2 separate regions of the Homo sapiens genome follow, and region 2 is linked to region 1. A link is a loop called in an ENCODE intact Hi-C map of the cell type or tissue named here. Cell type or tissue: IMR-90. All regions are shown on one strand.

Region 1 (5,000 bases):
ACAGAAACATGGCTGAGCGTGTCCACCGCTCACAGGCCCTGTGCCACCCCTCCTCCAAGCTCACGGGCTTGGTTCACATGATCAAGACCACCCTGTGGCTTCCTTGCTTCCCAGCTACAGAGTCATGGCCACTGAAAAGTGCCACCTCACCTCCCTGCCAAGTCTGTGTCCTAGACAACTAACTCCCTGGATCAGGGGCATTACTGAACTAAGACCAAATCTCCAGATGAGAGAGAGATTATCAGATTCTTCACATGCGATCCAGCTTGTGGGAATGCGGGTGGGGTATAGGAAGTGGTTCAGCCCCATATGGATCCTTATAATGGAAGAATTATGAAAAATATAACCACAGAATAAACATGACAGTCACACAAGATGAGTCAGGTACACACCACAAACTGTGTAGGTCTCAGTGAAAGTAGACTATCTGGCTGAGGTTGGAGGGTCCTAGGCTAGTGCTACGGGGAGACAAGGACATGGTAGACAGGAAGGAGGTGACCCAGGCAGGGAGAAGGAGCAGATAGATTAGGAGGTTGTTGCCAGAAAGTGGGGCAGGCCTGTGGTAGAAATGCATGCCCCAGAGTTAAGGAAGCTGGGAACTGTCAGGAGCAGGTTGTGTGGTGCCAAAGAACACTGACATTTTTCAAATGGTGGGGGATTTGAAAAGGCAAGTGAGCAGCCCAAATGTGATCATAGTTAACGTCGACTGAGTTACACCAGAAATGTGCTAGACACTTCATATGGATCTTCTCATGTAATCCTCACAACAACCCCATGCTATAGAAGTACTGCCGTCCACATTTTATAGAAGAGTTAACAAGCCTTCAAAAAAGTAACTTGACCAAAGTCTCACAGACTAGTGAGTACAAAACCGAAATTAGAACCCACATCATTGGATATTGAAGCCGGAGCACTTAACGCTATATATGCGCACACACACGAGCACACGTGCACGCACACGTGCACACACACACATACACACACACACATCTTAAATATCAAGGACTCTACAGAGCAGGGGTATTTTCCAAAAGGAGGAAGAGTCATAGATTGCAAGTGATCATGGAGTATTGGCGTAAATGGGTCCCCAACCCAGTAGATGAAATGTGAAAAGGGGGAAGCCGGGATACTCTGGAGAGAGCAGAACTTCAGCTAGGGTGCGCATTCTCTGAGACTGAGGACACAGAAGGAAGTATCCACTGAAGAACAGGAATCCCAGACAGCCCAATGGAAAGGGTTGCCATGAGAGTAAAAGAGGAGTCAGGAGTCCATGGGAAAGCCCCACAGAGCAGCAGGGAGCAAGGGCATGCAAAGGAGACAGATTACCAGCCTGGCCAGAGCTTGGGTGATCCTTGGAGATGACAGGATGGTAGGGCAGATGGGACAGACTCCAGGGGGCCGCAAGTGTGCTGCTGTTTCCCCGTCCTCTGAGCTGCCAGGGCCTGGAGCACTCAGCCTGTGGTCAGTTGGTCGCCGGCCCTGGTGGAAGGGGAATCTTTGGGGCCACAGATAGTGGAGGAGGAAGGAGCTCTGCCTGGCCCCCTGGCAGCTGGGAGCTGGGAGCTGCCAGACCTTGAAGGAGAATTAGTTGGTCTAGGAAGCTTACCCTGGCATGACTAGGGAGGTAAAATAATCTGCCTAATGTACATTCCTCTTTTCCCCTGGAAAATCTGAAATAGAGAGCAGCCTGCTCTAAGCATGGTTGTACATTCTGCTTATTTGAAGAAGCCAGGCAAGGAGTTCCCCACAAGCAGCAAGACATGTAGGAACTGTAACGTGGAAGAACCTAAAACTATATTTTTGGTTCTCAGGTAAAGTAGGTCATGTATGGCAGCCATGTGACTAATGTCAGAATCACTGCTTTCTGCCTATTTTTCTAGTCCTCCAACCGTTTATTTATATTTGGAAACTATCTCAACCAGCCACTAACTGTATGTCATGGGCTTTCTCAACCGTCTTGTACACCAGCCATCTCTGACTCCTGCCAGCAGGGATCATGTTGAAACAGTTTGGGAGTGTGGTTTTTAGGTTCCAGCAAAATACTTCTTAAAAAAAAAAAAAAGCCTCCTAGGAAAATGAGTTTGAACTGTATGTAATTTCTGCTTCTGTTGAGTTTTCTGCAATGGTTCTTTCAAGCTAAGAACAGCCCAATACTCAAGCGAGGATCATTTCTCTTGGCCACTGATCCATTTTTCCTTTTTTATTATGGAAAGTTTCAAACATGCAAAAATATAGAGAAAAGAACAATGATGACCTGTACACCCCTCACCTTGCCGCAACATTCGACAATTGTCAACTCATTTTGGCCACCATATTCAGTGGATGATGAAGGAAGGAAGGAAAGGAAGAAAGGAGAGAGGGAGGGAAAGAGGGGAAAGAAAGGAAGGGAAGACAAAAATAAAAGAAGAAAAGAGAAAAGAAAAGAAAAGGGCTAGGCCTGGTGGCTCCTATGTATAATCCCAGAGCTTTGGGAGGCCAAGGCTGGAGGATTGCTTAAGACCAGGAGTTTGAGACCCACCTGGGCAACATAGTGAGATCCTATCTTTATAAAAATTTTTTATGTTAGCCAGGCTTGCTGGAAGGTGTCTGCATTCCCAGGAAGCTGAGGCAGAAGGATCACTTGAGCTCAGTAGTTCAAGGCTACAGTGAGCCATGATTGTGCCACTGCACTCCAGCCTGTGCAACAGAGCAAGACCCCACCTTTAAAAAAATAAATAAAAAGAAGAAAGAAAAGAAGAATAAGTTAAAATGTGTTGCACAAGATTTGGAGCATGTTCCTCCATATTTCCTCTTACTTTGGAACTCAAGTTAAAACAGTTCTCAGTACAAATTACATACAATTGGTTTTATGAAATTCTTCCTAGATTCAAAATTTCAATTAGATTTCAGGGAAATCACTAGAAGCCTAGTTAAAAAGGAGTCTGTCTCATTGCAACTTACTATTATGAATGTGACTGTAAAACAAAACTGATTATTGATGCCAAGCTCACATTTTACTTGTTGGGGATTTTAACCACATGGCAGCAACTTCCAGTAAGAAGCTTAAAAATTTCCCAGCTAAAGAAATGCTGGTGGTGGCAGGAGTGGTGGGAGACGGGGGAGGGGTGGTGGAAATAACATTTGATTTCTGAAAACTCCAGACAAGCCATGGAAGTTTACATTTCAGATTGTTTAAAGAAAAGTGCATCATGGGAGATCTTAGGGTGAATCAATGGAGATAATTCTAGAGGAAGTCAGAACTGGCCTGTTCTTGAGGTGGGAGGAGACATTGGTTTATCTGTTGAGAATTTCTCAAGTATAGCGTGACTTTCTTCCTCCTTTCCTTTCTTTTCCGTTCTTTTTTTTCCTTTCTTTTTTCTTTTATTTCCTTTTTTTTTTTTTTTTTTTTTAATGAGACAGGGTCTTGCTCTGTGGCCCAAGCTGGAGTGCAGTGGTGCAATCACAGCTCACTTTAACCTCTAACCCCTAGATTCAAGCAATCCTCCCACCTCGGCCTGCCAAAGCATTGGGATTAGAGGTATGAGCCACTGCGCCTGGCCTTTCTTTCTTTTTTGAAGCACAAGGACCAGTGGAGAAAAAGTGAATTTATATCATGAGTATTAACAATCATACAGTCACTTGCCAGGGTCTTCTGTTTTCTGTTAGCAGGTGAAAAGTGAAAGGAGAAAATGCAGGCAGTGGCAGCCGATTTTAGCTCCCCATCTAGCCATGTCATTTATAACCAGAGTCATTTGAAACCTCCCATTGCGGGATTCAATGAACTCAAATGACTGCCCCAAAATACTGACCACGTCTACATAACAGCAAACATAGGTTTGGCATGACATTGATCAGGGCCTGAAATCTTGGCCAGCGGCTTCCCGACTTCCACGTGGAATCCTCCTTAAAACAAATGCTTAGGGCAGATGTTTGTCTGAAATGAATGCAGACACACAGGCGGATGCACAGCTTTCTCACACACACACACACACACACCCACATTAGTAATTACATAAGGTAATTACTTTGCACCAACCTAATATGAGTTTTTTCAAGGACCCTGGAAGTAGTCTGCATCCACCTAGGACAAACCTTCTCTTCCTTGACCATCTACAAAAGTGCACGGGAAAAGACCACTGTCTGGAGACTTAGTGGCCTGAGTTTGTTCTCTGTTCCATCAGGAATGGACAGGTACTTTAAGTTCTGGGGCCTCATTTTCTTCTGCCCTGACATAAGGGAAAAAAGTAGGCCAGATGATTTTTGAAGTTCTAAAGGCAGCTCCAGCCGGGTGCAGTGGCACTCACCTGTAGTCTCAGCTACTCAGGAAGTTGAGATGGGAGAATGGCTTGAGCCAAGGAGTTCAAGACCAGCCTGGGCAACATAGCAAGATCCCATCTTAAAAAATAATAATAATAATAAATAAAGGCAGCTCTACAAGCACAGTGAACTATTAACACAGAGTAGGGCTTGGCGTCTGCCAGTGTGGATTGAAATCTTTGCTCCATGCTTCTAAACAGTGCAACCATGAGACTGTTGCTTGCTTTCTTTTGAAAACGATAAAGAATACCTATGTCACAGATTCCTGTAAGAATTGAATTCTTTAAACATATATAAAGCATCTGACTTAAGAAATATGTCATAATGCTAGTACCCTCCTTCTTAAAATGCTATGATTTCAAACATCAAGGAATCTGGGAAGTTTGCCTTTTTGGAGCACAACTAGACAATTCTGTCCAAAATATTTCCCACTATAACTTATTACTCATTGGAGGATCAGTATAAACATTTAGGTCAATACCACTGAAAAATACTCATGAGACAGAAGTATTGCATAGTCCATGTCTTATGTGAGATATTTTAGATACTTTTTCTTTCTTGTTTCTTCCTTATTTTTTCCTTATTCACTTCCAAATAAAAGAAAGGTATAAGTTGAACCAAGTTGAGAAAGTGAAGTCTTTACAAAGTTTATATTGCTAATTAAATTAAGGTTTTTAGCAGATCAAGGACGAATAGCTGAGTTC
Region 2 (5,000 bases), 170 kb after region 1:
ATATTTGAGAACCCTCTAAATGTAATATGCTTTTCATTCAATATTTTCTCAAAAGAAAAACTGTAATCTACAATCACTTAGACTATTCCAGACAGCTCTTTGGGATAAGGATGTGTTTGGGTATGTTACAATTTTCTGGGATGTGCTGTGTCAGATCACTGTGTTTTTATCTTATGTTTTATGAAAGTTCTGTTTCATAAAAGCTCTCTGAAAAGAGTGCTATGTCTTGTGATCACAACCACATAGACATTCAGTGCTGCCCTGGAGGCCTGGACAGTCACAGGTCCTGCTCTAAAAGCAACTCATGATGACTTAGGGCCTCAGGCTGTTGCTAATTAAGGATTTCAATTAAAACAGGCAACACTGGCTACAGCTCCAGTGCTGGCCTTTTTCAGGCTATTGATGTTCACAGCTTTTAAGGGCATTGCTGTTGTAGAATCGTGGGAAGAACAAAAATTAATTTACTGGTCATTTTTCTTTCCCTTTCGTGTCACGAAAACAATTGCAGGAATGGGGACTAGACTTCTAGGCTTTCTATTTCATTTTTAGTTTTTAAATTCATACAGGGTTAGCAGCTGCAAACTTTTTGAAGTGTCTCACTATTGTTCTCATGAGAAGTGAGGTAATGTAAGCATAACCATTGAAGGCTGTCTCTGCTATTCTCCAAGGATATTCCACTAGTTTGTATTGAGAGTGAGTCTCATATCAAAGGATATAATTTAAATCACATCACCTTTCCCCCTAGAAGTTAACTACAACCTCCCAATTAAGCATAACAGGAAGATCAATCATGTTTGCTGAATCCCATGATTGAGTGATTGATGGATTATTTTCCCCTCATCTTGAGGCACAAAAATAGGGTCTGGAGGTGGGGAATATAAGGCTGATTCACACTTCAGCTGTAACAGGAAATAATCCTCTCCATAGGGTATACACTGAGTAAATGACTTTGTAACTTTACTTCATCCTCTTCATTTACATAGGGTGTACCCCTAGTAGAGGGCATTTAAACTCACAAAAACTCTGTAACAGGGCCTATGCTATGACTCCCTATGCTCAGACGCACACTGTGGAGTGTACTTTCATTTTCAATAAAACCCTTCATTCCTTCCTTGCTTTGTTTGTGCATTTTGCCGAATTCTTTGTTCTAGATGCCAAGAACCAAGACACCCTCCACCATTAACAGTCTTGTTTGAAACAGGATGTTCCAGGGTCCAAGAGGAATCCATTAAGAGGCAGTTGTTAACGTATGCTAGCTTCCTTACTCGTCACAACGTATAAAACACCAAGTGTGCTTAACCTCTGGTATATGAATAAGACTACATGCCCCAAAATTATGTGCCAAGTGATATGGTTTGGCTGTGTCCCCACCCAAATGTCATCTTGAATTGTAGCTCCCACAATTCCCACATGTCATGGGAGGGACCCAGTGGGAGATAATTGAATCATGGGGGCTGGTCTTTCCCGTGCTGGTCTCATGATAGTAAGTCTCATGAGATCTCTTTTTTTTTTGAGACGGAGTTTCCTCTGTCACCCAGGCTAGAGTGCAGTGGTGCGATCTCAGCTCACTGCAACCTCTGCCTCCTGTGTTCAAGCGATTCTCCTGCCTCAGCCTCTCGAGTAGCTGGGACTAGAGGCCCTGCCACCGCGCCCAGTTTTTTTTTTTTTTTTTTTTTTTTTTGTATTTTTAGTAGAGATGGGGTTTCACTGTGTTGGCCAGGATGGTCTCCATCTCCTGACCTCATGATCCACCCACCTCGGCCTCCCAAAGTGCTGGGATTACAGGCATGAGCCACCACACCCGGCCCTAGATCTGATGGTTTCCTAAAGGGGAGTTCCTCTGCACAAGCGCTCTCTTGCTTGCTGCCATGTAAGACGTCCCTTGCTCTTCCATCATGATTGTGAGGCCTCCCCAGCCATGTGGAACTGGGGGTCAATTAAACCTCTTTCCTTTATAAATTACCCAGTCTCAGGTATGTCTTTATTAGAAGCATTAGCATGGACTAATACACTGAATTTTGTATGTGATAACCTTTTTCTGGGAAATGGAGTCTATGGCTTTTATCAGATAATGAAAAGAGCTTGCAAACCGTTAAAAGTTAGGAACTAGTTTGAGGATAGTGCTACTCACACACAGCCAACAGCAAGGCTGCCTCTTGGAGATTCCTCTGGGACCTCATCACTCCAGACCAAACGGGTAAAGGCTTTCTGAATAAATGATGGTGGGGCCAGACCCTCATCTGTCTCACTGGTTTAGAGCTTCCATACAGCCCTTTTATTCATTGGGCAATGTTTCTCTGCTCAACCAGCCCTTACTCTAAGTCATGGGAAACGCACAGTTCAGGAAAATGAAGCTACTCAAGAGCCCTGATTTGATGAACAACTTCAGATAATACACACCTTATTTCTTGGGTTTTTGTTTTTTGCTCTTTTGGAGACAGGGTCTCGCTCTGTCAACCAGGCTGGAATGCAGTGGCGCAATCACGGCTCACTGCAGCCTCGGCCTTCCAGATGCAAGCAATCCTGCCTCAGCCTCTTGCACAGCTGGGACTACTGGTGTGCTGATATCACCATGCCTGGCTCATTTTTTAATTTTTTTGTGTTGGGATTATAGGCGTGAGCCACTACACCTGACCCATTTAATTATTCTATACCTTTTATTTCTTCATCTGAGAATAGTATATACTTTGTGGAGATGCTACAAAAGATTAAGTGTAACAATGTACATAAACTTCTAGCACACAATGTGGCACTTAGTAAGGGCTCACAAAGGCTAGACATTAATGTTAACTTCCAGCCCATTCCATGTACTGAGCCCTATTCCAATTTAGGTATCATCCTGTTTCTTCCCCTAGAACAGCTCCACCCATCCTTCTTGCCACCTGCTCTTTTCTTGTCTAATCTTGACTCCTTTTCACCTCTGGGCTTACATGTAACTTCCTTGGAAAAGCCTTTCTAGAATTTCCTGTCTAGATCATGTTGCTCATGATGCTAATCTGTGGTCATGTAATATCTTGCCATGTTTCTTCTATAGAACTATAAGCAAAAGTATTTGTTTACTGCTGGCTATGTCCCTATTCCTCTCCTCCACTATAAACTCACTGAGGGCAGAAATGAAGTCTTCCGAATTGTCTCCCCAGCAGTGACTAGGGTGTCCAGCATTTAGTGTTTGCTTAATAATTCCTGGTTGCAAGAATAAGTGAATGAATCAATGAATCCATTCCTATGAAGACTTGGCAGTTGTGTGAGTCTTAGCTTGTATCTTCCAATTGTCCCTTACATTCTCTTCTCCAGGTATTCAGGGAGCATTATTTTCCCATTTGGAGCTAAGACAGTTGATGCTGAACATTCACCAAAAAAATCATCATATTCAACATGAATGTTTGTTTTAAGTCAATCCAGTGTGTTTTATTTTCTTTGTCCTTACGAAGGTTTTGTGGACAATAATAATAAACAGACACAGGTGAGCAACAGGGGACCTTCCTGCCCGCTTGCACAGGCACAAGGACAAGGGTATGCATCTGAGAGCCAGGGGACCCGCCCCCTGGAGAATGCCTGCAGGACGTTATGACCCCCAAGCTTAATGTGCAGTGGGGAGTTTTGTCCACTGCTTCCGAGTCTGTAACCAAATAACCATCTTAGCTTGTGATGAGAGATTTTTTTCACTGGGTTCAACTCCTAGGGCTGTAATCAGGTTAGAGAAATCCTGTAAATGGCCCTAAAGCTAAAACTAAAAATAGATCAGAGCTTTGTGTATGCCATCAGCACATGAACCTGACAAGACAGTCAGTGGCTCTTTGCCCCTTTCCCTAGCTTAACTGTTTCTTTCACTTTTAAGAATGTACTTATTTGGCAGGGCGCGGTGGTTCACGCCTGAAATCCCAGCACTTGGGGAGGCCGAGGCAGGCGGATCACAAGGTCAGGAGATCGAGACCATCCTGGCTAACACGGTGAAACCCCGTCTCTACTAAAAATACAAAAAATTAGCCGGGCGTGGTGGTGGGCGCCTGTAGTCCCAGCTACTCGGGAGGCTGAGGCAGGAGAATGGCATGAACCCAGGAGGCGGAGCTTGCAGTGAGCCGAGATTGTGCCACTGCACTCCAGCCTGGGCGACAGAGCGAGACTCCATCCCCCTCCAAAAAAAAAGAATGTACTTATTTTTGGCTGGGCACAGTGGGTCACACCTGTATTCCCAACACTTTGGGAGGCCGAGGCGGGTGGATTGTTTGAAGTCAAGAGTTCGAGGCCAGCTTGACCAACATGGTGAAACCCCATCTCTACTAAAAATACAGAGAAAAAAAAAAAGCCAGGCTGCAGTGGTGCAGCACCTGTAATCCCAGCTACTCGGGAGGCTGATGCAGGAGAATCACTTGAACCCACGAGGCGGAGGTTGCAGTAAGCTGAGATCGTGTCACTGCACTCCAGCCTGGGCAACAGAGCAAGACTCCATCTCAAAAAAGAAAAAAAAATGTGCTTATTTTTTTCTACATGGAAATGTAGGAGTAACACGCTAAATGAATTACCTGTTTCTTCATCCTTCTAGAAATAGTTCTTTTTGGCCGGGCGCCGTGGCTCACACCTGTAATCCCAGCACTTTGGGAGGCCAAGGCGGGCGGATCACGAGGTCAGGAGATCGAGACCATCCTGGCTAACACAGTGAAACCCCATCTCTACTAAAAAATACAAAAAAATTAGCTGGGCATGGTGGTGGGTACCTGTAGTACCAGCTACACGGGAGGCTGAGGCAGGAGCATGGCCTAAGTAAACCCGGGAGGCGGAGCTTGCAGTGAGCCTAGTTCATGCCACTGCACTCCAGCCTGGGCGACAGAGCGAGACTCCGTCTCAAAAAAAAAAAAAAAAAAAAAAGTCCTTTATTTTTTTTTTTTCAAGATGGGGTCTCACTATGTTACCCAGGCTGGTTTTGAACTCCTGGGCTCAAGCAATCTTCCAGCCTTGGCCTCCCAAAGTGCTGGTATTACAAGCATGAGCCACCACACCAG

The links. Peaks named below come from ENCODE experiments on the same cell type or tissue, not always from the same donor. Only the 100,000 strongest peaks of a DNase experiment are listed, where the experiment ranks them.
Region 2: a loop joins it to region 1, with 5 times the contacts of the local background. A loop is called at or near these places in 4 of 110 quality-filtered maps.

What each region holds. Positions count from the first base shown.
Region 1 is chr5:17,182,886-17,187,885 of GRCh38, reverse strand. All of the region lies in intron 1 of BASP1-AS1 (BASP1 antisense RNA 1), which reads left to right. Among named protein-coding and RNA genes, the nearest start is that of MIR10522, 29 kb to the right of the region's middle. In IMR-90, no CTCF peak of the experiment used is centred here; DNase peaks (open chromatin) are centred at 225, 1,975, 3,175 and 4,725; H3K27ac peaks cover 4,147 bases.
Region 2 is chr5:17,017,024-17,022,023 of GRCh38, reverse strand. No RefSeq gene overlaps it. Among named protein-coding and RNA genes, the nearest start is that of MYO10, 83 kb to the right of the region's middle. In IMR-90, no CTCF peak of the experiment used is centred here; a DNase peak (open chromatin) is centred at 2,513; H3K4me3 peaks cover 620 bases; H3K27ac peaks cover 2,144 bases.